Linked DNA regions of Homo sapiens: region 2 is linked to region 1. The links are chromatin loops, found by intact Hi-C in ENCODE. Cell type or tissue: gastrocnemius medialis. All regions are shown on one strand. Links, peaks and the distances in the headings refer to the core of each region. The heading gives the core; the rest is flanking DNA.

Evidence for each region. A loop is a pair of places that touch in the nucleus more often than their neighbours do. Peaks named below come from ENCODE experiments on the same cell type or tissue, not always from the same donor. Only the 100,000 strongest peaks of a DNase experiment are listed, where the experiment ranks them.
Region 2: it touches region 1 in a loop (2.4-fold over the local background); 2 of 110 quality-filtered maps call a loop at or near these places.

Annotation. Positions count from the first base shown.
Region 1 is chr3:197,174,988-197,191,915 of GRCh38, forward strand. All of the region lies in intron 5 of DLG1 (discs large MAGUK scaffold protein 1), which reads right to left. Among named protein-coding and RNA genes, the nearest start is that of MIR4797, 110 kb to the right of the region's middle. In gastrocnemius medialis, for the core only: no CTCF peak of the experiment used is centred there; a DNase peak (open chromatin) is centred at 6,934; H3K4me3 peaks cover 311 bases; H3K27ac peaks cover 539 bases.
Region 2 is chr3:197,084,678-197,101,605 of GRCh38, forward strand. DLG1 (discs large MAGUK scaffold protein 1) reads right to left here. Exons shown (of 25, transcript NM_001366207.1): 15 at 6,235-6,349; 16 at 903-1,079. Among named protein-coding and RNA genes, the nearest start is that of MELTF, 63 kb to the left of the region's middle. In gastrocnemius medialis, for the core only: no CTCF peak of the experiment used is centred there; no DNase peak of the experiment used is centred there.

The DNA of each region.
Region 1 (16,928 bases), core at 4,466-8,465:
GCTACCAAATTGGGGCTTAAAGGAAAAAGAATGAATAGGAAGTGCTCCTGTTACGAAGTGAGGAGGGAAAATCTTTTAAATAAATGCCTGGAGGGGCAAGTTGCGTGTATAGGCTTCTATAAAATTCCACTGCTCCCAGGTGGCACTGCCAGTTGGTTTGTATTTGCATACGCCTGTTAAAATTACCACATCAGTTGGTTTAAAGTTTTCTTTAAAAGGTGGTAACTGTAGGCTACTGTTCTCTACATAGTCTGAACAACTATTTTTACCTTTATCAAAATTCTAAACTTTGCTATAAAAATGGAGGGCTGGAAATGTTATCTAAATAATAGTGCCAGGAAGTACAAGGAATAATTTAAGAAAATTTATTTAAAGAGACTGATACTAAGTAAAATTTTCATGATAAAAATTTAAGTTCTTCAGATATGTAAGAGTATAAATGCTTCACAATTTTTTCACAGAAGGATCTGAATTACTTCTGAAATTCACAACTTTACAAAATCTGGTAACATAGACTTGCTAGTTTTTAAGCCATAGTGTTACATAAAAATGGCTTGGGAAATTTACAGTGATCCAACAATATTTAGAAGTTCCAAACTTCCACTTCGTCAACAGCAGATTAAATAAAAATTAACACCTGTATAACATCTGTTTATTCATTCAACAAATATTTATCAAGTGCATTCTCCATGCGAGGCTCTGGGGATACCAAGGGAAAAAACCACACACCCTGTAGCATCAGCTCTTGTGAAACTTACAGTTTAGTGGCTGACATTAAACAAAATCATTATCCAAATGACTACTGAATTAGAGTCGTGATAAGAGGTATGAAGTACAATTCTCATGCAAACAAACATTACTTGAAAATACAGGAGAAAAATGTTGCTCAGGCTGACTTGCCCTGATCCCATAAGCATGGTTCAGTCACTTTTCAGCACTGTTATTAACACATTATTTTAAAGGTTAACTTTAAAACTTCTCTGAATATATTTAGAATATATAAATTATAGCCTGTGAAACTTCTTTTTGCCTATCTATCCTTGACAGAAACGCCATCTAAACAATCAAGACACTATACAGAAGCTACAAAGAAGAATAAAACACATTTCCTAACTATAAAGACCTTATATCATAAATTTCAAATGTCTTCAAGCTAAGCCAATCTAATCTACATTAAGACACCAATTTTATAGTTTTTAATAGACTTTATATATTTTTTTAGAGCAGTTTTAGTTCCCATATGCCCCCTGCTCACACACATAAACTATCCATAATCAACACCCCTGCATTTCTAATGTACATTTGTTACAATCAATGAGCCCACACTGCCACATCACAAAGTCCATAATTTACATGAGAGTTGACTGTGGGGGCTGGATATTCCATGGGTTTTGACATGTGTTTAATGACGTTTCCGCCATTATAGTATCATACAGAATGGCTTTACTGTCCTAAAAATCCTCTGTGCTCTATTATTTATCCCTCTCACCTAACCCCTGGCAACCACTGATCTTTTTATTGTTTCCATAGTTTTGCCTTTTCCAGAACGTCATCTAGTTGGAAACAAGGGTGTGTATCCTTTTCAGGTTGGCTTCTTTCACCTGGTAATATTCATTTAAGGTTCCTCCATGTCTTTTCATGGCTTGATAGCTCATTTCTTTTAGTGCTGGGTGATATTCCATTGTCTGAATGCACCACACTTTATCCATGCACACACTGAGGAATATGTTGGTTGCTTCTAGGTTTTGGCAATTATGAACACAGCTGTTATAAACATCTCTGTACAGGTTTTTGGGTGGATGTAAGCTTTCAATTCATTTGGGCAAATACCAAGGAGTACAACTGCTGGATCGTATGGTCAATTTTGTAATTTAAAAAAGCTTATATAACCATTGTAACCAACTACTTTTGGTTTAATCTTCATCTCTATGCTTTTCTAGAGTGTCCTATTGAACAAATGATATAAATTTTATTTTTATTTTTTATATTATTTTTTATTTATTTTTATTTATTGTACAAATGATAAAAATGTGTTGAAACAGTGTTTAAGAACCAATTTTTGAGTCAGTACATGTAGGTGCACTGTAAAAGTTTCCAGAAAAACAGAAACATAAAATAGATCCTACAATATTTTTTGTGTCAAAGGGGGAACAATTGATTTCCAAGTCTGAGTCATCATATTAATTTCGCAAAGTTAGTAGCCTTTTGAGTAGAAAATTAAGAAACAAATGTGTCTGCCAAGGGTCAGCATCTCACAGCCAGTACAACAGCGTTTCCATCCAAACTGTGAATGTTTGGGGAGTCAATACCAAAGGAGACTATTTCCACCAATTTCTCTGGAAAATAACCTATCAATTAGAGTCAGTATTTTCAAAGCAGTTTAAGAAGATTGTCTACCTACCCTATACGTAGTCTACTTTTTAGTACAAAAGCACTACACTAATGAATATGAACAATTCCATTCCTTGGAGATGAAGAAAAAATATTTTATCAAAACACAATTATCATTACACATGAGACAAAATGAATGTGGTATGTACCGATAACACGGTTAGGTCAATCAATCTAGGATGGTCCAAGATGGAGATGTCTTGGTGTGAATTTCAGACCTGTTGCCTGGTGGGAATAGTCAGAAAATAAATGGTTATAACAGAGTGACCCCATATGCCTCTATTTACTTGGGAAGTCTGTATTTATGCCTGTTGTCTCACTTTAATTATTAATGATTCCCTCTTTTCATTAAAGTATCCTAGTTTGGTCTGAGTTATATAGTTATCCCAGTTTTGAGGAAATTGAATTCTCTTCTCTCCCTACCTCATTTCCTTGTGTGTATTTCTTCTCAGAGGGCAAGTAAGAATCATCAGTTAGAGAACTATTACAATGCTAAATAAAGTGTGATGCGCGCTTCACAGAAAGTCTAAGGGAAAAGACAGACAAACACACCTGCTTGGGCCCTCCTTAGCACAAGTTCGTATGTCCCTGTCTCTTCACTCATTCAACAAATATTTTCTGGTTATCTACAGTGTGCCAGCCACTGTCACAGAAACTGAGGATACAACAATAAACATAACAGAAAAATCCCACCCACATGGAGCTGACAGTCAAGTAAAAAGACAGTAAAAAATGTATAATAAAGAATCAGGTAAGAAGACAGAGTAATGTCTGGAGTGAAGGGGTGCTACCTTAGAGGAAGCAAAAAATATTAACGAGAGAAGTTAGATGTCTACTGCTGTAGTTCAGGCAACATATTATTGAATCAGTAGTTGCAGAAGTGTTGAAAAGTGGCCAAATCATAAATATATCTTGAATAAAAAGCCAACAGGATTTGGCATCAGACTGGATACGGAGCAAAGAAAAAAGGAATAAAAGATAATTTTAAGGGTTTTTGTCTTCAGCATCTTAGTGAATGGCATACTGAATAAAGAAGATTGAGACCAATAAAACTAGAAATTCTCTTTTTAATATGTTACCTTTCAGATGCTTAACCGAAGTGGAGATACTGAGTAGAAAGTTAGATATAAAAGTCTAATGTACAGGGATTAACTCTGGAATAAAGAGAAATACTGATGGTATTTAAGGGCATAGGACTAGATGCGATCACCTGAAATGTGAGTATAAAAAGAGAGTTCAAAGACTGAGCCCTGAGACATTTGAACATTTAGCAGTAGGAAAAAGGAGGATACTATAAAGGAAAATGAGGCTGGTAGAATATTAAAAGAGCAGTACTATCCACGAGTCAAAGGAGAAAAAAGAATTTAGAGGAGGGAGTAATCAATTGTGTTAACAGTTGTTGTAGGGTCAAGTAAAATGAACACTGAGAACTGGCCACTGGATTTGATAATCTACACTCACACAACGAGGGTTTTTTGGATGGTTGTTTTAATGAAAGATATTATAGCAGGTGTACATCCTGATAGGACTTATAGAGGCAAGTCTAGGGGCAGTACAGAGGCAAGACAGATGATGCAGTGAAGAGAGAAAGGGATTTCAGAAGTTCTTGAACAACCAAAGGGACTACGATCTAGTACAGAAGTGAATATGGGTAAGCTTTAGGCACACAGTTCATTTATTTTAGCAGGCTGGAACACAAAGCAAGATTATTTATTTGAGAATAAGACCAGGAATCAGGTATTGGAAGTTTAACGTGCAGTCTGCGAGTTGGTATAGAGAAGGCAGAGCTGCAATCCGGATGGTCTGGACTTTCTGTGGTGACAGGCTAAAAGGGATTTAGGATCTAAAAATAGTCCTCATGATATGTTTGGGGGATGCTTAGGGGAGCTTGGTACCAAGTGGATAATCACTTAAATTTAGTCATCTACACGTGACTGGTTTTCACCAATTTGTAGAAGGGAGTGCTAGGAGGGGAGGAAAGGTCAAAAAACTGGTAGTCTCATCAAGAATTTCAAAGGCTCTTTGGGGCACCTCCCTTAAATCCTGTAATTAAAGGTGTTGAGATCTCTGGTTCTTAAAAAAAGTGGATGGCTTGTACTTACAAATTAACTTAATCAGTCAACAATATTTACTGAATGTTTGAATGTACTGCGCTATCCTAGGTGCAATAATTCCTAATAATCTATATCTGAATTTGTTCATATACTATTAGAGTTAAATGATATAAAAATAAGCTAACAGGGGCACCTAACTCTAATGTAGCACTTACTCTGTGTCAGATGCTGTCCTAAGTACTTTATTAATATATACATTAAATTATTTGGTAGAAGTGACTCAATGACACTGATACTGTTATTCTCTCTATTGGACAATATATCCAATGCATAGCTCTAAAAATTAAATCCTCTATAACTCAGAAGGCATCTGTTTCAGACAAACAATATTTTTTAAAGTGTACAAATTAGCCTAAATATTTTTCCACACAGGCACTTGAACAATGTTTTCCTATATTTTTGACTTAGGACAGGGTTTTTCCTCTAAGCAGATTATTCAACTCAGCTAATATTTACTCTTTAAGAAAACTTTATTATTCTATTTCAATTCTGACAAGTTTTCATGTCTGTTCCATATTCCTAAGAATACAGCTTTGCTGCTCTCAGCTTAATTTGGCATGTTGTGTTTTTTTTTTGGGGGGGGGGGGGCTTTTTGAGTATTTATAGTGCTCTATATGTTGAGATTTTCAAGTAGTCCAAAATGTATGAATAGCTGCTATACACACATTCAAAATGACTGAACACTTCACAGTTATTTAAAGTTCATATGATTACTACTGACATTAATAAACGTCGATATCACTAAGTAAATAAAACTTTTCACCTAGGCGTTAATCAAGTAAAGTCTAGCAGCACTGTGCTGGAGTTCTATAAAACCCTGCTGAATATAAAAACTGGTCCCAGATTGGAACAGGACTGTGTATGCTAAGTAGGACGGGGCCGATTATTGAGTGACCCTCAACACAAGAATAGGAGGGACGCTGAGGGTGCGGAACCAAGGAGGGCTTCGCAATGCATAGAGAACTTTTTCTATACTAATCGTTTGAAATTAAGGACAAAAACACTATGAAGCCTCAAACTGAAAAAGTTTCACCAATGTAATTCATAAGAAACTCATTTTTATTTAACATTAAAAAATAAAACAACCTCTCAAAAAACCCACAATGTAAAATGAGATACAATGAAATGATAAAACTGAGAGACAGTGTGTAAGCTATTTGGTTATCACTACTGAGTGGGGACTGAAAGGGGTGAGGAAATCAGGGGAATCGGGGCAGTGTGACTGGAGGATAGTATGAAGAATGGAGGGGAAGAAAAGGCAGTGGAAAAGGAGATGGGCTGCTGTGAAAAACCAAAGACACTTGTGAGGGAAGAGAGAAGATCCAATCAATACAGGTACTGAAGAGGTATTAGATTAGGTGTCATATTTTGGAAGGCCAGGAGATAACATTTGAGGTGAATGGAATAAAAATTAATTAATTCTATAAGCATTTATTAACACCAACTACATGCCAAACCCTAACTGAGAAGCTAGGTGTCTTGCAAAAGTTTATAACCACTCAGTTTCCTTATCATTCAAAAAACATTAATGACTTCCTCCTGAGTTCCAGTATCATAGTAGAAAATGGCACATAATCTTAGTTATGAACATGAATACCTCCAGCAGACAAGCAATTTAAATGAATCTGTAAAATAAGTACAGGTTCTTTTTATGTATTGTGTATATTTGGGGGGATATTAAATCAGATACTTTTCATACTGTATTTGGGGGGGATACTAAACCAGATAGTTTTCATACTAATAGAACTTGATTTATAACAACTCTCCAATCTGCAAAAAGTATCATGTGGCTTAGTCATATGGAATTAGATTCAAAGTTAATCTTTCTGTCAAATCTTAGAGTATTTTTGACATCAGTGAAATAAGAGACCTCTGTTATTTACCAATCGCAGTACAAAACACTATGACCTTATTATATTCATAGGTATATATTATATGCTCTAAGTATGAAATTTCAATCTACGTTGTTTCTAACAATAAATCCCTTAGTGCTGCAAAAGAAAGCTGCCAGCCATGAGTCAGTAAGTGCAATTTAAAAAAGTATTCTAGTATCAAGTAAGATCCAATTATATCTCAAGTTATTTTTCAGTCCCATTATATTTTAACTTGTCAAATCAACTCCAGTAAGTTATAAAAAAATTAAGATATATAAACTATCCAATGTATCAGTTACAAAAATGTATAAAATGAAAAACAAAATGTTGGTACTCCAGTGCAAGAAAAACAGAAGCTAAAACCTCTACCCTAATACTCCTATTTCTAGAAATAAAATAGAAAGGTAATGAAAAAGACAAGATGAGAATCAGGAAAGAGGTCTGAAAGAAATAAAAACTATTAATAACTCATATACTAGCATACAGGAATGCTCTGAACCAAACTGGGTGGGGGCTGTCATGTAAAATGGCTTTGCAGAGCTGACTGCGAACAGGGGTCATGACTCTCTTCTGGCGCAATCACAGCAACGTTCTGCTCCTACTCCCAAGCGGCTATAACGTAACTCTGTGGTTTCAACACTTTATACATGAACTACTTTTCCTGTCTTTTCATTTGCCTGCTTTTAATAAACCGAGTGACAGATATATCAATGCTAGTGTTATCTGTGCATACATATATAGAAGGGTGTGCATTTACATAAACCATATATATATATAAAAAGTTCTAAAGATATCTGTCTTGTTGACAATGGAAAATATCATCTAGTATTAATCTACAATGAATAACATTGTCAACCTTTAGTCTTTGCATCCTTTCGTGATATATGTAATTGCAGTCAAAATAAGGTTAGTAAAATTCTTGGGGCAGTATTCAATTTAAGAGTTAAATCAATCGTTGCCCATTCAATAAGTTTTGATTGTAACTTAACCTCAATGCCTACATAATGACTCCCCCTTCCTAGGTAATTCCATTTCTCCCAAATATTTGAGAAAAGTAAGTAGAATTTCTTACTTAAGAAAGCTGATGTTATTTTAAATCAACACCATTAAAAGACAATTCTAGTAACCAAAAACAGTAAAGAAATTTATAAAAAACATATAAAGAAATATAGAACTGTTGACAGTTATAGTTTATATTTATTGAGCTGCTTCTATTATTTTCTTTAAAAGACAGCTTTAAGGGAATTTATTTTAAAAGGTCCTAAGGAATGTGTATGTATGTATTTTCCTAATTTAAATATCACTGATGTCAGAGGACAAATGCATTCTCAACTTGTTTTTAGACCATTTCTCGTCCTTTTATTTTTACTAAAGTTGAACTGACTGCTTAAAAATATTTAGAAATATGAATATTTCCTCAAACCACCCTTGTAGCAAACAATAGGTATTTCAAACAATTATTAATTTTTCTTTATTTTTCCTCCCATAGACAATAGCTCATTTCCTCAAAAAGTGGTGTTATGTGATTTTTTTTAATTTTGAGAGACTTTTAGTATTTGCTCATCTCTTTAAATTGTGATTTGACTATGTGAAAAAATATTCCATGACTGTGTAATTGCACAAGTTCACTTAATTTCAAATTAAGCTAGATAAATAATATTTACAAAAAACGATTCATTAAATCCCTTGAATAAGCCATAATATAGCTAAGATGTCAGTATATATAATACTAGCCAATTATATTAAATTGAATCTATTTTCAAAACACTGAAAAATGAAAATATTTCAAAGTATCTTCTGTTTCTTTACTGTAACAGTCTCCCTAAGGTTATCTAATAACATACAAAAACTAAACAAATCAGCATTTTCTTTGGTCAGACATCATACTCTACAGCATTTAGCACAGTCTAAAAAGGAGATGAGCATTATTAATTCATATTTTATGTATCAATGGGCTTATATTTTTAGAAAAGTCATTCAATTGAATCTGAGGCTATTTTGTTTGGTATTACATAAGAGCATAAGGAAAAATATTTCTTGTTCCCCCTTTTGTGCTAAAGACCTACACGGATGGACAGAAAACATACATTTCTACACATCCAAGGTTTCAAGGCTATTCTTTAAATAAAAAATCTATATTAAGACATTTTTACAGAGCAAACGTAAACAGAAATAGATTGAAAATAATTTCAACAAGTGGTATGTTACCTGGGTGGAGCTGGTGGCTACCGAGATGCAGTCAATAAAGCTGTGTCTTCGAGTGAAAAATGCAACTATCTGCTGCCAGCGTGAAGGTTCTGGCTCAGCTTGCAGTTCATCTGACGAGCCCTTTTTTGCCCAGTGTTTCTGCTTTGGGCCTGCTGAGCCATGGCTAGAGCTAGTATTGCCTCCTCGACTGCCGCGAGAGTATAGAAGTGTGTTGTTTCCGAAAATGTAATTCATCTCTGCAGCCCTGCAGGTGGTTGCCAAGCAGGCTTACTTCTCTACCAGCTGCTGAGTGGTGAATGATCGGTAAAAACTGCAGCTACAATTACAGCAGCATCACTTGTAGATCAGTGAAAATAAAAACCTTGAGAAATGATGCTCATTTTCTCAGTGATTTCTTCCTATGAAAGAGCTCGTATCTTCCCTCTGTACCTGTTAGCTGTATGATGGCTGAGTTTATTTTTGCAGACAAAAAAGACGACATAAGGTGGATTTCTTTCTCATGATTATTTTTTCACCAGCGTCTGCAGGAACCAAAAGCTGTTCTTTTGTTAGCTGATAACTAGATGGATTGAAATCCAGGAAGTGAGGTCGATTAGCAGGTAAAGAAGGATGCTATAAACACTGGACTACCAAGACCCTGTGGGGCTGCCTGATTTAATGCACTGCGTGGAAAAACCCTGGATTACCAAGTTTCAACCACAGTCTGTAGTAAAATCCAATGGCACCTTCACTGCTTATATAAATTATAAATATGAACTGAATTAAAACATATAAGAGGATTCTCTCTGCAAATAGTTCTGACTGTTAAAATGATTTCACTAAAAGAATCTTTGTCATTCATATCCAAATTTCTACACCAGGCAGATCTTACACATTATCTGGCACTGGCTCTAAGTTGTTCAAAGGTGCTGCCTACATTAAACTCTGACTATCTAACGATAGCGCTTCATTACAAATGGATTTTCCTTTATCATTTTATGTAATGTATTGGTTTTTAATGATTAACAACTGGGTCTCAAGGTAGATTAATTACTAAAACAAGTATTTTGCTTCTGGAACCTTTATGATAAAAAAGAACTTTCAAGAAATTATCAGCATCATCTCTCTAGTATTTTATAAACATTCATATTACAAGGTCATAAATTTCTAAAAATGAGAAAGAATTAACGCTGGTAAATTTTTCGTTTTATAATCAGTGAAATGTGTTTTATCCAACTCTACATAAATACCACTCTGGTTCACCAAATACTATCACCTGATTGCTAAAGGAACATATTCTAACATCTAATATTTAGGTTAACATAATAGTTCGCCTGAGAATTGCCTGGGGCGCTAGTTATATATGCAGATTGGTGTATCCTCTCCCCATCAAAATGTTTACGGGCAGGGGGAACCTGGGAATTTTTATGTTTAAAATGCTTCCCAAGTGACTCTTAAGTACCTTCAAGTTTGAGAACCACAAACTCCCAAGCAAGCCCTCTTAACACTGTGCTATATTAGTAATTACAACAATGGTCATTTTAAAACAATATGTGAACAAAAACGCTACTTGATAATTTACTATTGGTTGAATAATCTAATTTTTAAGCTGATAAGAGCATATCGTAAGTCCCAACCTCAGCCATGGATATTTTTTCGGATGTGGACTGACAGAATCTTCCTTGTCTACGTGCTTACCAGCACCAACTGGATGCAGCCTTTTGTCAAACTACAATGTTGAGGTCCACTGCAAATCTTGACTCCGCAAGAAAACATGCTAATGCTGTCTCTATGATGCGTCTGCTGAGAAGTGAACATGTGCTCAGTAAGGGTGAGAGCCATGTGGGACTCTTGAGGGCAAGATATTTTGTGACAGAGATTATACCAGAAAGTTTGGTGCTTCTTCCCAAGGACTGTGCCGGCAGTAGCTGACAATTTATGGCCCCAGAGTGATCCTATCTAATTCGGAGTAGAGAATGTAAGAAAATACTAAGGGCGGACAGGTAACTAAGAATCCTCTTGTGAAGGAAAAAATGAAACCTCCCAGAAAAAAATTCAAGTTTTGTTATGGACCAGGTACCTAGTAAAGACCTGATTAGTGTGGTTTATATAAATGCTACGGTAATTGGTCTGGCCCTAAAATATGTGCCTTGATCCATGTCTGATGAAAACTTCAAGGGGAGGAGAAAACTGATATGGGTTCTGTTATTCTGAATTAGTATGGATGAAGATACTGAATACAACTGTTGAATGCAAATCTCCTACCTCAAACTGTAAACAGTACCAAAAGACATACAATAGTAGGCTCTTAGTGAGCATCTATTTATCCTACAGAGCCAGAGAACTTAGGGGTCAATGGTAGGCTCTTAGTGTGCATCTATTTACCCTACAGAGCCAAAGAACTTAGGGTACAATCTAAAGTTGACAGATCACTGCCTCCCATATTTCCCCAATGTACAGGGAAGAAATACTTCTTGATGCAAATTTCCTATCCAAATCCATTCACATCAAGAAAACAACTTCAAGTTTTGGGAAAGACTTCTTTATGAAAATGTCCTGTTACATGACCTACAAAAATCTAGGAACACCTCATCCATTGGCCAGTAGTCAGTATATGCACACAAAAAATCTATACCTAAATCACAAGAGGGGTTTCACATGAGATTAGACTGGGAGGTGGAAGGCGGAAGGCAACCAACTGTTCTTTGCTTTAGAATATCCTCTCTCATTACACAGCAGAGATGAAAGATAAAAACTCCATTAAAACCAAATTTAAGTTCATTAAAGAAAAACCTGGAAAACCTATTTAAAATAATGGATGAAAAGATGGTATGCAATCTAAACCACCAAAAGGAATCACTATTAACATCTTAATATGATATACAAAGAATATTCTTTTTTCCGTAATGTGTTTTCTTTTTCAGAGTGATAATATAATCTATAGAATTCTAGCCTAAACAATAGAGAAAGCTTAAGTTAGTAAACTAAATACGATTAGTTCAGTGGATTACTATGTAATTCAAAACATGATTATGAAAAATTTATGACTATGAGGAATATTTACAATATTAAATGGTAATAAAAAGTTAAAAATTTATACTGGATAGGCTCTCAATTATTTGTGTACGTTTCTAAAGTCACAAACCCAGCAGTCTTTAGGTACAGAAACAAAGGCAAATACTAAATAATCTTTTATTTGTTTGTTTTTGAGACGGAGTCTCACTACGTTGCCCAGGCTGGTCTTGAACTCCTTGGCTCAATCCATGCTCCTGCCTCAGCCACCCACGTAGCTGAGGTTACCACCATGCCCAGTTTACTAAATAATCTTAGTGAAAAATGTAAAAAGGTAAAGGACAAGAGGAAAAGCAATACTGAAACTCTAAAGTACAAAAAAAACCCACCAAAAACCCAAAGTAACTACAAAGCTAATGTAACGTAAATGCAATATAACAGGCATTTTTATTACTCTTTTCTAATGTGGGCTATTAAATTTCAAAACATACAACTGTATTGAGATAAGACAAGACTGAGAAGAGTGACAAGAACACAGATTTGCTATTTATCTAGAAAACCCTCAATGTCACACATACAAAATCCCTTCTGTATGAGCACCATCTAGTGGTCAGTGCATGCAAACTATATGCTCACCTTAGTATACCAGGTCCATGATAAAATTCAATCATGTTTCTATATGTTCCAGAGATGTAAAGATAAAGTTGATTTCAAAAACTGCTCATTATATACTAGAAACAGGAAAACTTCTATTCCTCTAGCATTTGGTTCAAAAGGCTTATATTTGCTTGTGTCCATTTTTCTGCCACTCCCATTTCTTACAATTTTTTAAAAACTACTAAGAGCTGCTAGTGATTTCATTATATTCTCAATACTACTGGATGAAATAAAATGCTAGGAAATATACTTATTTAGCACAATTATCTGCTCATTGACCCTGTTTTTTCTGTTTGATTTCAAGTCCCTCTTAGTAATGTTTACTTTGTATACAATAGTTTGAGCATAATTTTCCTTGCCATTGAAGACAAAAACCAAATATAAATTACTTGTTTCTTCAATGATCACTGCATCCTCCCATACACTCAATAATACTCCTACTGTCCTCCCTGTTGCTTCATGTACATTTCAAACTTTTTGGGAAAAGGCTGAGGTTTTTATTTGTTCGATTTACTGTTCTAACAATTTTTCCTAATTCTCAGCTCATTTTCAGTTTTAGAACCTTGACACTACTCTTACATAACCCCAAAATTTACCCACTGTGTCCTTCTCTTCGACATTAAGATTTTTAAAAAACTATTATATCCCCTATTTCTTTCTTGATATTCTTCCCAACACTGGCAAGAAAGTATCCCTTTCAGAGTCTTAAATTATAAAATCATAATTATCTTTATGCCAAGCCCTGAATAAAGTAACCCAATCACTATCTTACTTTACTCATTATTCCAGTAAGGAGAGCCACCACCATCCACTACCACCACCACCACCACCACAATAATCTAATAGATTAATTCACGGCATGTTTCATGGTGGCAAACCTTTCATAAGAACATTCATCATACAGGTCTTTTAGATTTTGCCCTCATTTCCTAACATGCACCCTAAGTATCAGCAATAATAACATAAACCTTCCTGCATTTCTACAGTTTCTTGTGATTGTCACCCTTCCACTGTATTTATTTACCCCAGTAACGGCCTCCTCCTCTGACTTGGCATCTTACACATCCTTCAACACTTTATGCAAATGTCAACTTGCTTTTTTCAGAAAACTCCAAGAATTTAATTTCTCCCTCTTTCATGTCACATCATACTGTGTTAACTATCTTTCCGTAAAAAAATACTAATCACTGATGTCTAACACAGTTACTAGCACAGATGTTTAATAACTGTTTGCTAAATGCATGTATTGCTTGACACAACTAATATCCTAGCAGTTGATTTTTAAAGCATCTATTAAATTTTATTTTTACCATTAGCTTTTATTAGAATTGTGAAGACTAAAGCTGTGCCTAATTTACAATCTACTCAGCAAACCACTGTTAATTCTAAGATACTTTTTCAAATTATAAAATAATAATTCATATACTGACTTCTACATGCAGCGTAACAGCTGTTCACTCCAAACCACAATACTATAAAAGAGGAAAAGCTCTCTATATTAGCTTTTATTTTAAAAAAGAGACTACTAGTCTAATACTTGACACTGTATTTTAAATAAATTGTTGAGCTTCTTATAACATTCTGGTTTTTTAAAAATTAAGATGAAAAAGCATTAAAGCTTGCCTTCTTATGTCAAAATAAGGGTTGTTTTCCTTCAATTCCGGTTTTCTAACAAAAAGTTAAAGGAACCCTACCTACTCTGCTATAATGCTCACCTGCTCCAAATCTATTACACCCCTCAAATAATTATTTTACGTGGCATCTGCCACAGTAACCTAGGAATGAAAGAGGGGAAGCAGGTAGAAATTCCCCAAACGAAACAGTCTTAATCATTCTTAAATTACAATTCTATCAGAATACAATCTGTCAGAAAGTTTCAAGAACTTGAGAAACGTTCATATTCTTCTGACTCAGTAATCTGACTTCTGGTAATCCATCCAAAGGAAAGAAACTAAATACTTTTCATGTCCAAAGATTACTCATTGCAGGTTTCTTTACAAAACCTAATAAAAATAGAGATAACAGATATCTGAGAGCTGACATGGTCATCAAATTATGGTGCAAATATATCAGGCAATATTATGTATCAAGTTTAAAGTTTTTAAAGTTTAAATTTTTAAAAACTTGATACATCATATTACACAGGAAATATACAAGAAAATATGTTTAACAAGTTTACAATAGGAAAAAACATTAACATATTAAAGTGTGATTTAGAAACAAATGATAGAGAATACACACAATTTTTTTCTGCTGGGATTGAAAATCCTTATCTACTCAGTTTGCAAATATGAATCAGACAGCCAGCAAACCAAAGTGAGGGAAAGGGGACTAGTGAGGGAAAGGGGACTAGTGGTTTCACTTAAGAACCCCAGAGGATGGTTTATAATTGTTTCAGAGACTGATCCTGTTAATACCTAACAAAAGAGAACAAGATGAACAAGGCAGAGCAAGAGAATGGCCCACAAAGATGGCCAGGTTTTCAGACGCTTCTCATAGAACCAGCTGAATGATTATCATAATATCCTAAGACTCAGGAAAGCATGCTGGTACTTTCTTGATCTTAACAAAACGTGTCAGGAAAGGTTTACATATGACTACACAAAGATCGCCACTCAGATAAGGCCATGACAAAATGCCAGCAACTGCAAGATTTCCACCAATTTCAGAAATGGTAAATGTGGAAAAGGTAAGTCTTAGAACTGATGATAAAGGACACTTTAATTAATAACATACTCCTTTAAGCCTCTATAAAATATTTCTTTAAAAAGCTGTGAGGGACATAATCCTTTATCATTGTCAGAATAAACAAAAAGCAAGTATATGTAAAGAAAAAGCAATTTAAAGCAGATACCAAAAAACTGACTTCTCATCTCTTATGGTCAGAAAATTAAGGAAGAAATGAATCAGATTAAGAAAGCAGTGAAAATCTTAAAGTATGAATGCTTTCTCTCTCAATACTATCAATTTAAGTCTCTCACTCTAGAAGGAGGATTCGACAAATGATGTCAGAAGTTTACTTGTAAATATTAATAGCTCAACACAGATAGCACAGTAGTGCAGGAAAATACCTCAAGCTTTGCATTCACGGGGGACTAGTTCCAGGACTAGTCCCCCGTGAATCCTCGCATACTGTACCCAAATCCTCACATACTGAAGTCCTGAAGTCAGCTATGCACTTACAGGAAGTCAGCCCTCTGTATACTTGGGTTTTGCATCCTACAAATACTTTTATGTTTGATTGCATTTGTTTGAAATCTGCATTTGTTTCATCCGCATATAAGTGGAGCAGTGCAGTTCCAACTCGTGTTGTTCAAGGGTCAACTATAGTAGCCGTAATAGTGGTGGCACAATGCTTCGCAACTGTGCCCGCACATTAGAAACACCTGGAGAACTTGTAAACCTCCCAAAGGCCAGTCTGCGTTCCAATTCACATCCCAAGATTGATCACCTTGCATTTAATTACAAGAATCATATACGGAGATGGCTGCTAAAAGGGTTTTGTCGGCCGGGCGCGGTGGCTCCCGCCTGTAATCCCAGCACTGTGGGAGGCCGAGGCGGGCGGATCACGAGGTCAGGAGATCGAGACCATCCTGGCTAACACGGTGAAACCCCGTCTCTACTAAAAATACAAAATATTAGCCAGGCGTGGTGGCGGGCGCCTGTAGTCCCAGCTACTCGGGAGGCTGGGGCAGGAGAATGGCGTGAACCCGGGAGGCGGAGCTTGCAGTGAGCCGAGATCGCGCCACTGCACTCCAGCCTGGGCGACAGAGCGAGACTTCAACTCAAACAAAACAAAACAAAACAACAACAGAAAGGGGGGTTTTGTCATATTAATCTTTGATTTACACAAAAAGTCTTCCCAATTATAATGAAGTAGGTTTTCACTGATGAAGGTAGTGGCTTATTAATCAGCAAAATGGGATTTCACTGGTGAAATCCATAGCATCCCAGTTATGTGAATTTTTTGAATTAATTTAGAGACATAATACACCCTTGCATAAGGGAAACGGAAGACTCTGGAGAGGCCTAAACCCTTAGGGATAACACCTTAGGTTTAATCCCTAAGACATCTGGAGACTCTGGGTAAACAAAATCTTGTGTCTGGAACATTGTTTTATCTGCTTAGAATGAGCATTTTAGGCAACAACGGAAAGCTGAGGTTTCATGAGATTTAAAGAATAGGCTACATAAAATATGCATGCTGGCTCACTGTTTAAATGTCTGCTTGTGTCATAATCTGCAAACACACCAAAATAACTACTAAAATACCTACCAAAAGACCAGAGTTGGCCATGTGCAAATTGGCTTTGGTTGGTTTGTAACAATAAGGATGACCGGAAATTCAAAACATCAGAAATAAAAAAATTATACATATCCTGGGAGTGTTTTTGGACAAAAATAATAAATAAATTAGATTAACTCAATCAAGATAAAAGCAGGCTGACAAGAACAGCACATTCAACAAGCAGTGTTAGGGCTTTACCCGTGCTGAGGTTCTTATGTTGTCTGGAGTAAGAGTGAATGGCATTTATTTACTTTAGACTTTTAAAAGTTAAACATATATTAAAATTTCTACAATAACCACTAAAGGAAGAGAAACAATTTTTAACTTCCAAGCTAGTAATAAGGGAAAGTGAGATGAGAAAATACAATCCAAAAGAAGATATGAGCCAGGTGCAGTGGCTCACAC
Region 2 (16,928 bases), core at 5,873-9,872, 89 kb before region 1:
ATAAAAAACTGAGCATAAAATCATTTTAGTAAAATAAATTTATTTTTTCAGTTCTGGTGATTATTTTTAATTTTTTTATGTGTATATTTTATATATATAGATAGATATAGATATAGATATAGATATTTAGACAGAGTTTTGCTCTGTCTCCCAGGCTGGAGTGCAGTGGTGCAAACTCAGGTCACTGCAATTTCGGCCTCCTGAGTTCAAGCAATTCTCCTGCCTAAGCCTCCCGAGCAGCTGGGACTACAGGCGTGTGCCTCCATGCCCAGGTAATTTTTGTATTTTTAGTAGAGACAGGCTTTCACCACGTTGGCCAGGCTCGTCTTGAACTCCTGACCTCAAGTGATCCACCCGCCTCAGCCTCCCAAAAGTGCTGGGATTACAGGAATGAGCCACCGTGCCCAGCCTAATTGTATATATTTAAGTTGTACAACTTAATGATTTTATATATATATATTATATATATACATACTGTGAAATAATTACTACAGTCAACCTAATTAACATATCCATTACCTCACCTGGTTGCCTTTTTTTGGGGGGTAAGAACACTTAGGACCGACCCTCTTAACAAATTTCAAGTACAGTACTATTACCTGTAGTTGCCATGCTTACATGTTGGAGGTGCAGAACTCACTCATCTTGTGTCACGGAAACTTTGTATCTCATTTCCCCATCCTCCTAACCCCTGGTAACCACCATTCTTCTCTGTATGACTTCGACTACTTTAGATTTCACATAAAAATGTGATCATACGATTTTTGTCTTTCTGTGTCTGGCTTTTTTCAATTAGAATAATGCACTCCAGGTCCATCCATGTTGTCACAAATTAAAAAAAATTTAAAAGAACATCAATTATTTATGTTGCCTCACATTCAAGTGGTAAGAAACAGGCATACCTGCGTTTACTGGGAATCACTCCGACCTCATCGCTCTCACCATCTGGTGTAACCTGCCTGGCTTGCCACCATTCATCATCAGAAGCATTAATAACATGGAGGATATCTCCAAATTTGAAGTTCAGTCCCTGACTGGGAAGCCCACTGTCTTTAGTCTTGTCATAATCAAAAAGGGCTCTAGAGTCAGAAGAAAAAAAGTCCATAATCACTTGTTATAATATTAATCAACATATCATAGGGTTCTGAAAGTATATGTAATTTGGGTAATTAAATATATCATAGTAGGCCAAATAATGCCCAGTTCAATTCTGCACTGCATACAAGATAAGACAAAAAAGAAATAGCAAAATCAACTTGCTATGAAAATACTGTATTGTATTATTTGTTTCTTTCAATATCACAAGACAAATTTTAAAAACGCTCTTGGATTGTAATCCAATGGTAAGTTATATTGAATTCTAAAATAGACAAATCCAGAGAGTTTGAAATTAATAAACAAAAAGTATTAAGATACATTCTTCTCTTTACTTTGATTAGATACATGTAGGAAAACAAATTCCCTGATATATTTGATTTATTAGTTGTGGACTGTACGACTAGATCAACATAGTGACTATTCTGTCCATTAATTATTCCTTCCATTTGTTCACAATACTAGAGTTGATAGAGTTTTCAGAGTCAGTAACAATGATGGACACTAATTACAGATGACTTTAACAGCTGCCAAATATTTTGGAGAAAGTAATAATTTAATACGGTAATTGCAAAGTGTTAAGAATATTTTAAAATTTGATAAAAAGAAAATATTGTGTGCTACCACTTGATTAATTAATGTACAACATTAAAATAAATCAAATTCTTAAGTCCAAATAAGCTCTCTCAAGAGTGTAAGAAAGGATCACAGCAATTACATTTATAATATAATTTATTCATTCTTTTGTTCTAATTTGGCAACTGGAAATTAGGATGAAAATCGTAATCTTTTTCACACTACCCAACATTTAAGAACCTAGCTCTTCAAGTAAAACTCAAGAGGGGTGGAATTACTTGATGGCTAAATAAATAAACTAGTAGTTAATGGTTTTTCAAATGAGTTCTTTCAAGTCTTTTCGTGGGGCTAAAGGTGCTAGGGAAGCAGGGGGGATCGTTAAGCAGGAGGGCTCACTTAAACATACATTCAAACATAGAGAAGATGAGGGCACAAATAAGCATAATATAAAATAGAAAATAAAGTACCTTAAGAGGTAGTACAAATGTCAAGACATTCAGAAAAGGAAAATACTAACTTCTTACATTATTATAAAAATTCATCTTTTGAATCACAAAATGTAACAGTATTATTGAACAACAAAGGAAATCACCCACAATCTCTACTTACGTTAGCATTTTAACATTCTCTTTTAATATATTTGATTCATAAAAAAAGAAACCCATGGAATACATGTGAGTTATTAATCGTAAGAGTGCAATGAACATCTGTTCACCTACTACCCAACCCAAGACTACACACAAAACCTTCATCAGTAATTCACATTCACCTGCGTATATTCCCTCTGATCCTGATTCCCTTGGATCAAGAGTTAACCACTATTAGAATGTAACTATCATTCTTAATGTTTATTTCTTTGACTCATTCTTTTTTGGTTGGTTTGGTTTTATCATATAATATGTGAGTGACTAAAAGATATAATGTATGTTTTTGCTTGTTTCAGAGCTTTATAAAGAGGTATTCTGTAGGTAGTTTTTTGCAGCCTTTTTTTTTTTTGGCTTTTGAAATTAGAAATACATTGACTAAAAAAAACCCCACAAGACTCAGGTGTGGTGGTGGTGGTGGTGTGTGCCTGTAGTCCCAGCTACTTGGGATGTTAAGGTGTGAGGATCCCTTGAGCCCAGGAGTCCAAGACAAGCTTAGCCAACAGGGCAAGACCCCATCTCAAAAAGAACCATGAGGCTTCTGATTAACTATAGCACACTGTGTCTATTTCTTCTCCACCCTGACTCATTAAAATGACAATAAAATACGAAAAATACAAAAGAGAGAAGACAACAGGGGAAGAGAGATTTTAACACATTTCTGGATGATGCTAATTAAATTTAGCAGAATGAAAGAAGCTATAAATGGAGTGGCAGCAGAGAGGGTTATAGAAACAAGTTTTATTCCATAAGAATCCTGGAGATGGTCATAAATTAGAAGTGTACAGTAGTACCAAGGTAGGCAGGGATAAGTTACTGTACTAAAAACAGAAGGTAGAAACACTGTATGTAGCACTTAGACCAACCCCACCAAAGTTCCTTTTCCCAGTCCCCAAACCCACAGAAGACCAGTGGTTTAGTCTCCAGAGAAATTGAATTTGAGGAGCTGTATACTCTGAAACTTGGTGGAGAAGGGGAAGGTGGTTGGACTGAAATGGATGAAAATAAAATTCTAGCAACTTGGTTTATACTATTGGCAGGAGACAGGGATTCTTCTCTAAGGATATTTAATTATAGAAAAGAACAGAATGACGTGGGACAGGAGAGAAAATTTAAGAGCCAATTTATCCCCCCCTTTACCCCACTGTCTTCTAGTTAAATCCATTATCTTCATTTCTCTATTCCTAAGAGTGGAAAACAATGAAAGGAACACTGGATATTTAAAGAATGCCTTATATAAAACACTAAAGAAAAAACCTCCAAGAAAATAGGATAGCTAGAAAAAAGGAATACAGAGAAAGCAAAGAATACAAAAAAGCAGAAGAAAATCTCAGAGACACACCAGATCATGTCCACAAAAGAAATGGAAGATGAGGGAGCTCCTGCAAAATAAAACAGGGTATCATTCCCTCCCCCACATTCCAAATTCTCTACTGGGGAGAAGGCAAAACAAAGTCATTTCAGACATGCTAAGCCTCAAAGGGTGCCTCCCACACACCTTTTCGCAGGAATTTACTGGAGGATGTGCTCTAGGAAGATTAATTGAGAAAGAAGAAAATGTGGCATCTAGGAAACATGTGACATAGTAGACAGCCAAAGGAAATAGAATAATGGCAAAAGGGAAGTCCCAGCTGAGAGCTATACAGCACGTTTACAGAGGAACTAGTCTAGACTGGAGCATAAAGATAGAAAAAACCTGAACTATCAGACCGTATGTGTGACCATATGTTTTCATCATGTGAAAAACTCTACAGTGGTTACTGGAAGATACAGAAAGATATTTAGTAGTAAGAATATGAAAAATCAAATAAAATGCAAGACAATTATTAAGTCCAGGAAAAATGAAGGGCTGCAGAAGAAAGGAGGCAGCTCATAGGGTACCACTCGACTGAGTCATGACAGCTATTGCATAGTCACATGACTGTAAATGCTATTAGTTTTATTAACAGAGATAGGCTATGTTTGGGTGATGGTGATGAGACTGAATGAGTGGTTTGGTTCTACACAGAAACGTTCTCATCTACCATGGTTGTAAGACTAATGCGCAAAACTGGTAAAGTAGAAGATAGCAGTATATGCATGTTATTTAGAAATATAGAGGCGAAGGCTTCATATTTAGAAATAAGGAGGTGAAGGAAGTTTGCTAGGAAAATGGAGGATGCTTGTTTCTGGAGAATGAAACTAGGGGCTGGTGCCGGTGACAGTTGTTTTTCATTATAAGTCTTTAGATAATATATGGTTTTAAAAAATAGAAGCTGGGCACAGTGGCTCATGCCTGTAATGCCAGCACTTGGGAGGCCAAGGTGGGTGAGGCCCATGAAGTCAGGAGATCGAGACCAGCCTGGCAAACATGGTGAAACCCCATCTCTACTAAAAACACAAAAATTAGCCAGGCATGGTGGCATGTGCCTACAGTCCCAGCTACTTGGGGGGCTGAGGCGGAAGGATCCCTTGAACCCGGGAGGTTGAGGCTACAGTGAGCTGAGATCGCGCCACTGCACTTCAGCCTGGGTGACAAAGTGAGACCCTGTCTTTAAAAAAAAAAAAAAAACAGAAAGAAAATAGAGCATTACTTCTCTAAAAATAACAAGTGAAGATTCACTAAATGTACCGAAAATAAATATAACCTATTATGTTCTGATTTTTATGCCTTTGTAAATATTTAATCAAGTACAAATAAAAGGCAACACCTATTAATTATACTAAAATTAGGAAATGTAGATAAGCAAAAAAAAAGAAAGTGTAAAAAAGAGAGTAGAAAAATCCATGTTCTTCCTTCTTCGATATATTTGTATATATAAAATACTTTTAATGACTTTGGAACACAAGAGTTTAATGAGTACTGCTAGAATTGGCGAAGGGAAAAAAAAATCTGATGCATTTAAGATTCCCACATCACTGGTAGGGTTATAAGTACCAAGTACAGCAAAAGACAAAAGGAACAGAAAGAAGAAAGTGAGAAAGGTTTGCTTTCATGATGTATCAGAGTAAGATTATGTGAAGACAGTAAGTCATATCATATGTAAACAAGTACAGAGTACCTGTTTGTGTGTATAGATACACGTGTATAGGATACATGTTTATATATGTAACATATCTCTCTCATCAGAAGGATAAATGAAACGTATTAGGAACAGGTCCCCCAACAGAATCAGGACGACTGAGATGATAATTTATAAAGAATGGTTCAGATTACTTACAGTGCTAATGTTACAGTAACAGTATAATAAAGTTATCAGTTAAAGTTCTACTAAAAGTATACAGAATACAAATACATTCGGATTTCTGTTTTAAGTCTTATAAGCCAACGAAATGAAAAAAAAAAAAAGAAACACCCCAGTTTATATACTAATATCACCTATTTATTAGACCTATGTTGCCACTTAACCTTTATATATTATAGGAAAATAACATATTTGCCTTCTCCCAAGTGTTTAAAAAATGCATGTAGAAATTTTCCAAATATGCATTATTTACCGAGGCTATTCACATTTTAAATTATTATTTACATATGCCTCCTTTGCTACTATGGAAATTGCCAGGTAATTAAATGTTACTTGAATGGAAAATATATTAGAAAAGGACAGAGGTTAAATCTAAGTGTTAGACATGATATCATCAAGCTTGTAGTCACTACTAACACATCAATCTGAAAACAATTTCTGGTCCACAGAAATTTCTTCCTTTATTATATCATCATTATTCAAGGATTACATAACTTTCATTAATAAAATTATTAATACAATAATATTCCAATTCTTGAAAGGCACACTGTCAGAGAGAATCAATAATAAAAAACAACACTGATTGGCAATATATTTTCTTACGGTAAAACTAAGTAAGTTATAGTGAAAAATACAAAATAATTTACATGCATAACTAATTAAGATTTGCCATAATTAGAAGTAAAAAAATTTACCTGACATAGAGGGATCGCTTCTGGCTAGTTCGAAGAGAACCTGACCCTGAACTAATACTACTATTCATCATCTGCTCCCGTAAATCATGTATTTTAGCTTCAAAACGACTGTATTCTGATGGAAGAAAAAGAGAAATAAATTGATATATTTTCAAAAAATAAGTTATTTGAAGATAACGTATTAAATATGTAAACTGTCCTATAATTGATTAAATGTGGTTAGAACCTTAAAATAGTAATATGCGAAAGATTTTGCCCAACACATAAATTTCAAAAAAAAATTATTAATAACCTAAATGTACCATAAATTAGAATTGGCTGAGTTAGAATTTTTCTACATGCTCTTTTAAAGTTTATACCACATTTAGTCAATTAAATGACAATTTCCATGCATCAGACAGCAGTAATCTTATATTACTGTTGAATTTAAGTGTAAATTTTAAAAATCAGGATTTATTCTAATTTTTATATTAAGGAAGAAACCTATAATAATAATTAATACACTAGATGCTTTGATTATTGACTTTTTCCCCTTGAGACAATCAGTTCATTTTACATACTTCAATATGGAACTTGTGCAGGGTCAACATTAAAGGGAAAAATATGCCTTAAACAAGTGATAAACAAAATTTATTTTAACTGATTTTATAATTTATAAATTATCAAAATTCAAGACACAAAAGCAATCTGAAGTAATATTTGTGAATATTTTTATTTAAAATATTTTTTATACAAAAATATGATTTTGAAAATGGACAATTTAAAGCTACATATTAAAAACTACTAAATCTATTAATGACAAAAGTTTAAGCACCTTTTCAAAAATATTGCAGTTACATGGTTATAAACACATATCTTTTTTCCCCTCTATTTATAACAAATTGCAGACAACTAGGTCATTTCAAATCTGAGTTTCTTATAAAGCCTGTCTTACAGCAAATAACTTCTCTGGGATTTTGTGTAGGTTAAGATGACAGAGTAAGAGTAAGCATGATTATTGTTGAGTTACTCTTTCTTTCACCATAATCATCAACTTTGTTTTACGGATAATAAGCTCAACTGAAGCAACAATTCATCAAAAAGCTTAGAAACATTTAAAATTCCACATTAATAATAAAATATTTTACTATCCTTTCAAAATTACAACAAAACACTTAAAATAAAAACATAAATAGCCTTAATAGTAGAATGTATCCATCATAATTAAATAAATATCAATCCATGGCAAGTTGTCTTTGGTATGTGTAGAAACAGCTAAACTATAGACTGATGAATGGAGATCATAAAAATATATCATGAGTTTATACTGGTTTTTCTAATGAAAAATTAGGACCACTGGGTTTTTACTTAAGCTCTCCTATTTTAGCGTTGTATCTGCTTTCTTGGATATGAGTAATTCTGGTTCTCAAGATAGTGGAGATAGCAGAATAAAAGTACCGGCATAATGACTTACTTGTTTTATCCAATATTACAACAGTGAATTAGACCACCAACACTACTACCATGATATGATTACTGTAAACAGTTAACTATTTCCTGTAGCTTTTAATCCTTAGGCTATAGCTAGAGATGTATGGTTGAATTATTGTTTTCTTTTTTTATTTTTAGAGACAGGGTCCTGCCCTGTTGCCCAGGCTGGACTACAGTGGCACAAGCATAGTTCACTGCAGGCTTGAGCTCCTGGGCTCAAGCAATCCTGCCTCAGCCTTCCGAGTAGGTGAGACCATCGTGTGCACCAACATGCTTGGCTAATTTTTAAAAAATTATTTTTGGTAGAGATGGCATCTTGCTGTGTTGCCCAGGCTGTTCTTGAACTCCTGGCCTCAAGCAGTCCTCTCGCTTTGGCCTCTCACAGCTCTGGGATCACAAGTGTGAGCCACTGTACCTGGCCAATTACCATTTTAAAATCACTTGGAATAGTTCCTTCCTGAGTATTACTGTTGCCAAGTGGATACACATTTAGATTCATTTGTACTTTATTTTCAACTTCAATTTGCCTTTAAAATTTTTCATTGATTTTATAAGTAGGTAAAATAACTCCACAGTCAAATCTATAAAACACAGGTATTTAAAAGTCCAGCTTCTATCCCTTTTTCTCATCCTATTCTGTCCTGATCCTTATATGTCAACATTTAAACAATATAAAGATACCCACAAACACGCAAATACATTTACATTTATTCCATATTTTTATATCTGTATATATGTGTGTATATATACACACAAACATCACAAGCATAATACATTTCTTTTCTTTTTGTTTTTTCAGACGGAGTTTCACTCTGTCACCAGGCTGGAGTGCAGTGGCGCGATCTTGGCTCACTGCAACCTCCGCCTTCTGGCTTCAAGCGATTCTCCTGCTTCAGCCTCCCAAGGAGCTGGGACTATAGACATGCGCTAACATGCCCAGCTAATTTTTGCATTTTTAATAGAGACGGGGTTTCACCATGTTGGCCAGGATGGTCTCAATCTCTTGACCTCGTAATCCGCCTGCCTCGGCCTCCCAAAGTGCTGGGATTACCCACTGTGCCCAGCCAACATTTCTCTTCTTTCTTAAACAGTAGAATACACATTTCCCTGCTTTGCTTTTTTCACTTAATAGTAAGTATATCCAGAAGATCACTGCACAATATAGAAAGATGTCATCCACGCTTTTTTTTTTTTTTACAGCAATATGCAGTCCTTTATTTTTAACCTTTACTTCTTTGTGGTAGGTATGACTCTTATGTACTGCACAGGGTTAAATTCTGCTTCATTAGCAAGCCTGAAAATTGTCTGCTTTTATGAATTAACTTTTGATATAACTGAAATTGTTCTCAGTTCTGTTCTTACCATCCTGTCTTATTTATTCAAGCTTTTAACATAAATAAACCAGTGGCAGATTATATTTTCCAAAGATGCCTGCATCCCACATGCTCTTGTACACTGTGACCTTGCAATTTCCCCATCGACAGGTGGAATCTAATTCCCCTCTCCTGGAATCTGGGCTAGTGCTTTGGGTCATTTGTATGCCAAAAAATGTGAAAGTAATCCCGTATGACTTTCAAGGTCAGATTAGAAGAGGCCATGAAGCTTTTGCCTGGTTCTTCTGTAATGCTTGTTCAGTGGAAGCCAGATACCATGTAACAAGACTGTTCTAAAACCACCATACTGCAGAGGTCACATGATGGTGCTCTGAGCCCAAACTTCTAGCCAGTACCACCAACACATAAGACAAGGAGAGCAAAGCCAAACTGGGCCCTCCAAAGCAGCTCATTTGCCACCTAAGTCCCACTAAGTGACCTCAGTTGATGCCAGAAGGAAAACAAGAACCATCTGGCCAGAATCCTGCCTGAATTCCTAACCTACAAAACCTATTAAAAGGCTGTTTTAACCTATTAAGCTTGGGGTAGTATCTCATGAAGCAACAGTAACTGGAGCACAGTCTCACTATATGGTTTGTTCTTTTAAGTGTGTGTGTAACAATTCAGACACGCTTGTCCTTTTGTTCTAATGGCAAACTTTTGTTTGGCTTTTGTCTTTTGGTCTCCTCCTACAAGCAATCTTCCCAGATTGGATTGGAAATACTATCCTTTTATATCCAGTTAAAAACTTTAAAGCAATTAGGAGGCTTATTCTGTTTTCATATTATCCTCAAATTCTGTCCCCATTTTCTAATAATTGTACCTTATCAAAATTGTCAGAGCATATAGCTTTTTCATGTTATATACTCTCTTCCTTATAATCTTCTTCATTAATGCTAACACCAGTCCTTATGTCAGTATCTCTCCTCCTATCATTTTGGATGTCTGCAGGTTGTTCTCTCACCCCAGGAAGTGTTTATACGAACACTATCACTCTATTTGTTGATATATTTGATTCCAGTTTTTATATGTGAAAGTCTGTTTGATTCAGCTTCTTCCTTTATTGAGTATGTTCACTCCATTGTCTTCTATAAACTGAGAACAACGGAATTTTCTTTCTTTTTCTGCTGGGGGAGGGAAGTGGAATTCCAGATATTTTTTTCCTTTAAATCCTAATCATTTTATTATGGCATTTTGAAGTGTAGTTTGAAATAACTTTTTTAATTTTAGAAAAGATTTCTTGTCTATGCATTTTCTAGCATTGTTTTGGATTTCTTCCTAGGAGACTCCTATTACATGCATGTTGAATATTCTTTACCTACCTTCTATACCTGTCACTTTCAAATCTTTTGTTTCTTCTTACTAATTTTTTTTAAAGACTAGAGCAATCACAAACTGTTTTTCCTGAACCATTTGACAGCAATTTGCCTTCTTGATGTCTCATCATCCCTGAATACTTCAGTGTGTATTTCCTACAGATATTTTCCTATATAACTACAAAACCATCAAAAGTAACATTAATACATTACTACCATCTAATGCTCGGATCCCTATGAAGAGTCACCAGTAATGTTCTTTACAGCAAAAGGATCCATTTCAAAGTCATTTGTTGCATTTAGTTGTCACGTCTTTTTAGATCTTTGAGTCACAGCAGTTTCTCGGTGTTTCCTTGACTTTGTGACCTTAATACTGTTGGAGATTACAAGTCAATTGTTTTGTAGAATCTCTCTCAATTTGGGTTTGCCTGAAGTTCCCACACAATTAGATTGAAGTTATCCAACTTTGGCAGGAATATCACAAATGTTATGTTCTACCCAATACATCTGTATCAGGTGGTACACAATTTTGATTTGTCCCATCACCAATGTTATTAACTTTAATCGCTTGATAAAAGTTGTGTCTGCCAGGTTTCTCTACTGTAAAGTTACTTTTCCCTTTTGCAAATAAATTACTGAAACTGTGTACAATTCTCCATTCTCATCAAACTTTCAATTAATTCATTTATTTATATGAGTAAAAACTCATTATTTCCTACTTTATTCAGTGGGTTATAATCTGCCATTATTATCACCAACTGAATGCTGAGATTGCTCCTGATTTGGCCAGTGAGAGTCCCTTGAAGTTAGATTCTGGGTCCATTTGACATGTCTCCAACATTCCTTGAGTACTTGCTTGTTTTCTGGCAAAGGATATTATAGAACAATCTAGCATTTTCTTTGCCTGACTCCTGGGGAACCTGCCGTTTGTCAAAAAAGCCTTAGTAATTTCAGTGGGAAATAATATTTGCAAGGCAAGATCTGGATGCTAGGTGCTCACTGCTCTTGGGGTGGCACTAGGCTCAGGCCCTCTCAGTGGGCAGAGCCAGGGAAAATAACATACACACAGATACATACACACTGACGTAGATATTTATGTTTACATCTGTATCAATGGAAAACCATCCCTTCAAACCAACTTCTTCAGTTCTAATCCAGTATTACAGGATTCATGTTTAAGTTTTCTTCCCTTCCATATTTGTAACTCTCTTCTCAACAGTGAAAATTATGAATAACAATAACCTAACATATATATTAATTTGGTCAATCTGAATTTGAACAGCCATCCACTTCCCTGACTGGGCTCTGAGCATTCCCATATGTGCTTTCCTCACCAGCCCTCAGGCTCTGACTCCTGAAACCAAGGCATTACCCTGCATGGAAGCCAACCTCATGGGTAAGTCCAATGGGCCACCGAAAATCTCCTAAACCTCTCCAGATGTGAGGTGTAGATTAAACTATTTTTCTCTCCTCTACATAATGGCTTTAGGACTAAATTGATCAAGTTGTAGAAAGAGAAGGTCTATTTTTGCTTTACAAATTTTTCTTCTTTTTCACCTTCTTGGTTTAAGGAAGTATGTCTCTTTTAGTCAAATTTAGTTTTTAAAACAATGTTTTTATTTCTACTAATTTTCTGAGTTCTATCAACTTATTGATGTTGTTCTTCGACATACTCTATCATTTTTCTTTGTTTCAAAATATTAATTTTATTTTACACTAGCTTCATAAACTATATGTCTTTCTGGTACAGCTTGACTGTGGAGACATTACGCTAATCCTTATTTTCACTTTTCAAATAGGTTTCCATGGATTTGACTGTGATCTTTTCCTACTGCTCATTTTAATATGAAATTAGTTTTCCCCAACTTTTACATAGGAGTTACGAGTCAAGATAGGTTTTCTAACTTCACAGCTCTAGAACTCTCTATTTTGTTGTTTCTCTCAAGTGTTTAAAGACATGACCTCAGACACTGTGAGATTTCCTGAAACTTTACTTACCCCCATTAATCTGAACCTTCTATTTCCTTTGGCTCTATTATCCCTATCCTACTCAATTTGGATTTTATTCCCAGCAGTTCTTCCTTAGTGTGGGGCTTTAAATGGAAAGGGAACTACAGCTGGTTAACTGTGTCATAGGGCCCAGACTGCTCGTGGCCCCTTCATATCTTAGTGTAGATTCCTTGCACTCAACATGCAGATTGTACAAAAACTCTTATAGTTCACTTGGTGTTCTCAAATTTACCTACTGCATTTTCTTGTGAGGACTGGTTAACATTGGGCTTCTCCTGTTGCATCCCCTTGCACAGATGCTGATATCAGATGGTCTTGTAGCTGTTAATACCTTGTTTACATCAGCTTATATTTGGGGTTCATAGGATATCTTTCATCTTTTTGTCTAGTTTTATTGTAGATTTTTAACAAATTTTGGTTTGGCTTTCCTAATTTTTTTGAGGGAGAGGAGGAGTTTTGGGCGATTCAGTTTTAAATCTACTATCTTTTTTTGTACTTTCTTTTTTTTTTTTTTTTTTGAGAGAGAGTCTCGCTCTGTCATCCAGGCTGGAGTGCAGTGGCGCGATCTCGGCTCACTGCAACCTCTGCCTCCTGGGTTCAAGTGATTCTCCTGCCTCAGCCTCCTGAGTAGCTGGGATTACAGGCGTGCACCACCACGCCCAGCTAATTTTTGTATTTTTAGTAGAGACAGGGGTTTCACCGTGTTGACCAGGCTGGTCTCAAACTCCTGACCTTGTGAGTCGCCCACCTCAGCCTCCCAAAGTGCTGGAATTATAGGCGTGAGCCACCGCGCCCAACCCTCTTTTTGTATTTTCTGTTAGTCTCACTGGTTTATGTTTCTATTATTTTACTTCCTAGAAAACAACTAGGAAGTGATGACTTTTCAATATTACCTTTGTTTTTAATTTTACTATTTTAAATATAATTTATTTGTATTTCTGTATAATTTTATTTTTAATAAAGGCTATGTTTTAGTTTGAAAAATATCTGAAAATTTAACTGGCTCTCCCAAGCCCGTACGCTGTTGCTCTTGAAACAAAAGAGACTTCTCTGCTTCCTTAGCCCTGAGTTCCGAGTTCCTAGTTTCCCTTCATGTTTTGTTTGCTAATTCCTTAAAAGTTCTGCAATGCTTTTTAAATAAGATGTGTATTACATTTCATGTAGCATTATTAGTTTTTAGCAATTTTGCTGATCTGATTAATAGAAGTCCTAGTGATTTAAGATAGTCTACATTTTAGAAATTTAAAAGCTTTCTGTGTAAAAAGAACACATTACTTTTTAGTGATGCAGAAAAATATTCTTTCTTAATGAGTAACTAAGTTACTACAAAGCAGTTAACATAGTCTCAGATATTAAAAATTTAAGATACTGAAGAGCTAAGTCAATTCCTGATAATTTCTTAAATTTGTGATCTATTTCTTTCACTGTATTCAGATCTTCATATTTATAGTCTTTGCTTAGAGTCTTCCCACCCGCCCCCACCTCGCTCTGTTGCTCAGGCCGGAGTGCAGTGGTGCAATTCCGGCTCATCGCAGCTTCTGCCTCCTGGGTTCAAGTGATTCTTGTGCCTCAGCCTCCTCAGTAGCTGAAATTACAGGTATGTACCACCATGCCTGTTTAATTTTTATGTTAGTAGAGACAGAGTTTCATCAAGTTGGCCAGGCTGGTCTTGAACTCCTGCTTTCAAGGGATTTGCCTGCTTTGGCCTCCCAAAGTGCTGGGATTACAGGCGTGAGCCATTGCGCCTGGCCAAGTCTTTGCCTTACTCTTAACAATTCCTCACAGCTACCTTTCTATATGTTCAAAACATACTTCGGCATTTTAAAGTTACTTTTCCTTTAAACCTTCTATTTCATTTACCTACTTAAGATTCCTACCTTTTCCTTTTGTTTCAATCAATTGATACTTTTAGTCCTATCAGTCTCCACATTTTACCTATCCTGTGTATATTTTCGTAAATACTCCCACCAACATATTTTTGTTTTGTTTTTAAGGTTTTTTTGGAGACAGGCTCTTGCTCTGTCATCCAGGCTGGAGTGCAGTGGCACGATCATGGCTCATAGTAGCTCTGACCTCCTGGGCTCAAGCAATCTTCCTACCTTAGCCTCTCAAGTAGCTGAGCCTACAGGCATGCATCACTATGCCCAGCTCATTTTTAAAATTACTTGCAGCGACAGGGTGTCCTATGTTACCCAGGGGATCTTCAACTCTTAGGCTCAAGTGATCCTCTTGTCTCAGCCTCCCGAAGTGCTAACCACTACACCTATTTTCTTAAATTTTTATTTTGACGGAAGAGTTTCATCCCTTTTTTCAGTTAAGTCATTTACACTCCTCTCCTAGAATTACATCAAAACTCAGCAAAGCTATAATTTTACATAAGAGATTTTCTCCATTCAACATCTCAAAAATTCCTGTATCAAACCATATTTCTTGTCATGAAACGTATTAGGACGTATCTGAACTGCTGGCTACAAGTTAGTATGTATACGCTTATACAAGGAGAGATATTTAAAAGCTGATTTTTTCATTTGATATCCCCTTTCAAATTTTAACCTTTGTTTTCACCGCCACACTAGAAGTAAAAAGTGAGGAAGGGGTATGGGGGAAATTGGACTTCCTCAATCTCTTCTTAACATGCAATCCCTATAAAGAAAAACATTCATTTATAACTGTAATAAAATACATTAAACACAGATATTAAACCCAAGAGAAACAATTCTCAGAGGATGGATACTATTAATTGGCCTAAAGAAAAAGGGAAACTATTTTTAAGAAGGCCAGTTAGTTGTTTTAAGTACAATAGCTCTCTGGCATACTCGGAGGATTAGTTCCAGAACCCCACGTATACCAAAACCCGTGCATGTTCAAGTCTAACAGGAGGCCTTGTGGAATCTGACAGGCATATGGCATTTTCTATCCCAGTTTGGTTGAACAGCACGTGCGTAAGTGGACACTCGCAGTTCAAACCTGTGTTGTTCAAGGGTCAACTGCAGCACAGGCGCGTAGAAAAATACAGCAAGGGAAGTGGGAAAGCAGGAGACTGAAAAAAATTTTAATTACCTATCTACTACTGAAAATGATAAGAAATGACAAATGTCTGCAAATAAATGCCACTAGTCCACTGCAATCTTCCCAGATTATCTCCACCTCTTCTCCCTTTGGTTGGTATAAGAAGTAATAATGAAAATAAAGTCAGGACACTGGGTGTTAGAAATCTACCTTTGTAACTCAAGATTTCAATCAAAGCTTTGAAGCGCAGAAAAGTTAAGTGACTATGGCCTAACCTCTCTAGACTCTGGTCACTTGCAAAATAGGGATTATGCCACCAAACAGTTTTTTTCTTGCGAAAATAAAATATGTCACAAATATAAGACCTAACCAATGGGAAAGAGAAAATAAATTTAACTTATATATTGAGTTTCTTTCCAATTTATTTCTTTTATGGTATTATTACAATATAATTAATGCTTTCTGAACAAAAGATTGAGATATAAGCTCTGAAAGTTGGCCTAATACTCTTGAGGAACAATAAGATTAAATATTTGAGGTGAGAGATTCCAAGAGTTTAATGAGTAGTTGAAAGAGTAAGAACAGGGTATGGAGACCCACCCAGAACCCCAGAGTTGCCACAAAGATTTTAAGCTGAAGATATCTGAGATTCAACAGATGCAGGAAAAAAGCCTTCTCGGAGTTTCTCTAATCTGACTAAAAGGTGCAGCTTCCGAGAAATGAAGTTACCATAAATACCCTCTGAGGAGTCTGATGGCCCCGAAGAATGGAAAGACCAGTCATACCAGTTTAGACAAATGTCATCACAAACTTTATCCCCCATCTCTTCTCCTAAAAACTTGTCTTTCCTGAAGAAATGTACGTTTTTCTAATAAAAGCTGTTTCTCCCTCCTTCCTTTCCCTACTAGATTAGGTGTACAAGCTTTTAACTTCATCCACAAGCTAGCTTCAGTATTTCTTCTGTTGCCTCTTGCATCCATATACAAGAAACTTTTTTTCCATGTTAATCTGTTTTTTTTGTCAGTTTACTTCACAGGCCCGTTACTGAACATACAAGGGTGGAGGAAAAGGTTTTTCTTCGCTTAAAAGGGGCTAGAAGAAATCTTAACCGTTTAACAGTTGTGTAACTAGCAAATTACTTGGTCTCTTTATGGAAGAGCTTATTCAACTACAACGTAAAACGGGGATAACGGTGCTTACTTACAGGATTATCTTGGGAGTTAAAAGAGTGAATAAACATAACATGGTTCGTATCATGCATGGCGTACAGTTTTACTATTATATACTATCACAGGAGATTCTTTTTTTTTTTTTGAGACAGAGTCTCGCTCTGTCGCCCAGGCTGGAGTGCAGTGGCGTGATCTCGGCTCACTGCAAGCTCGGCCTCCCGGGTTCACGCCATTCTCCTGCCTCAGCCTCGCGAGCAGCTGGGACTACAGGTGCCCGCCACCACGCCTGGCTAATTTTGGTTTTGTATTTTTAGTAGAGACGGGGTTTCACCGTGTTAGCCAGAATG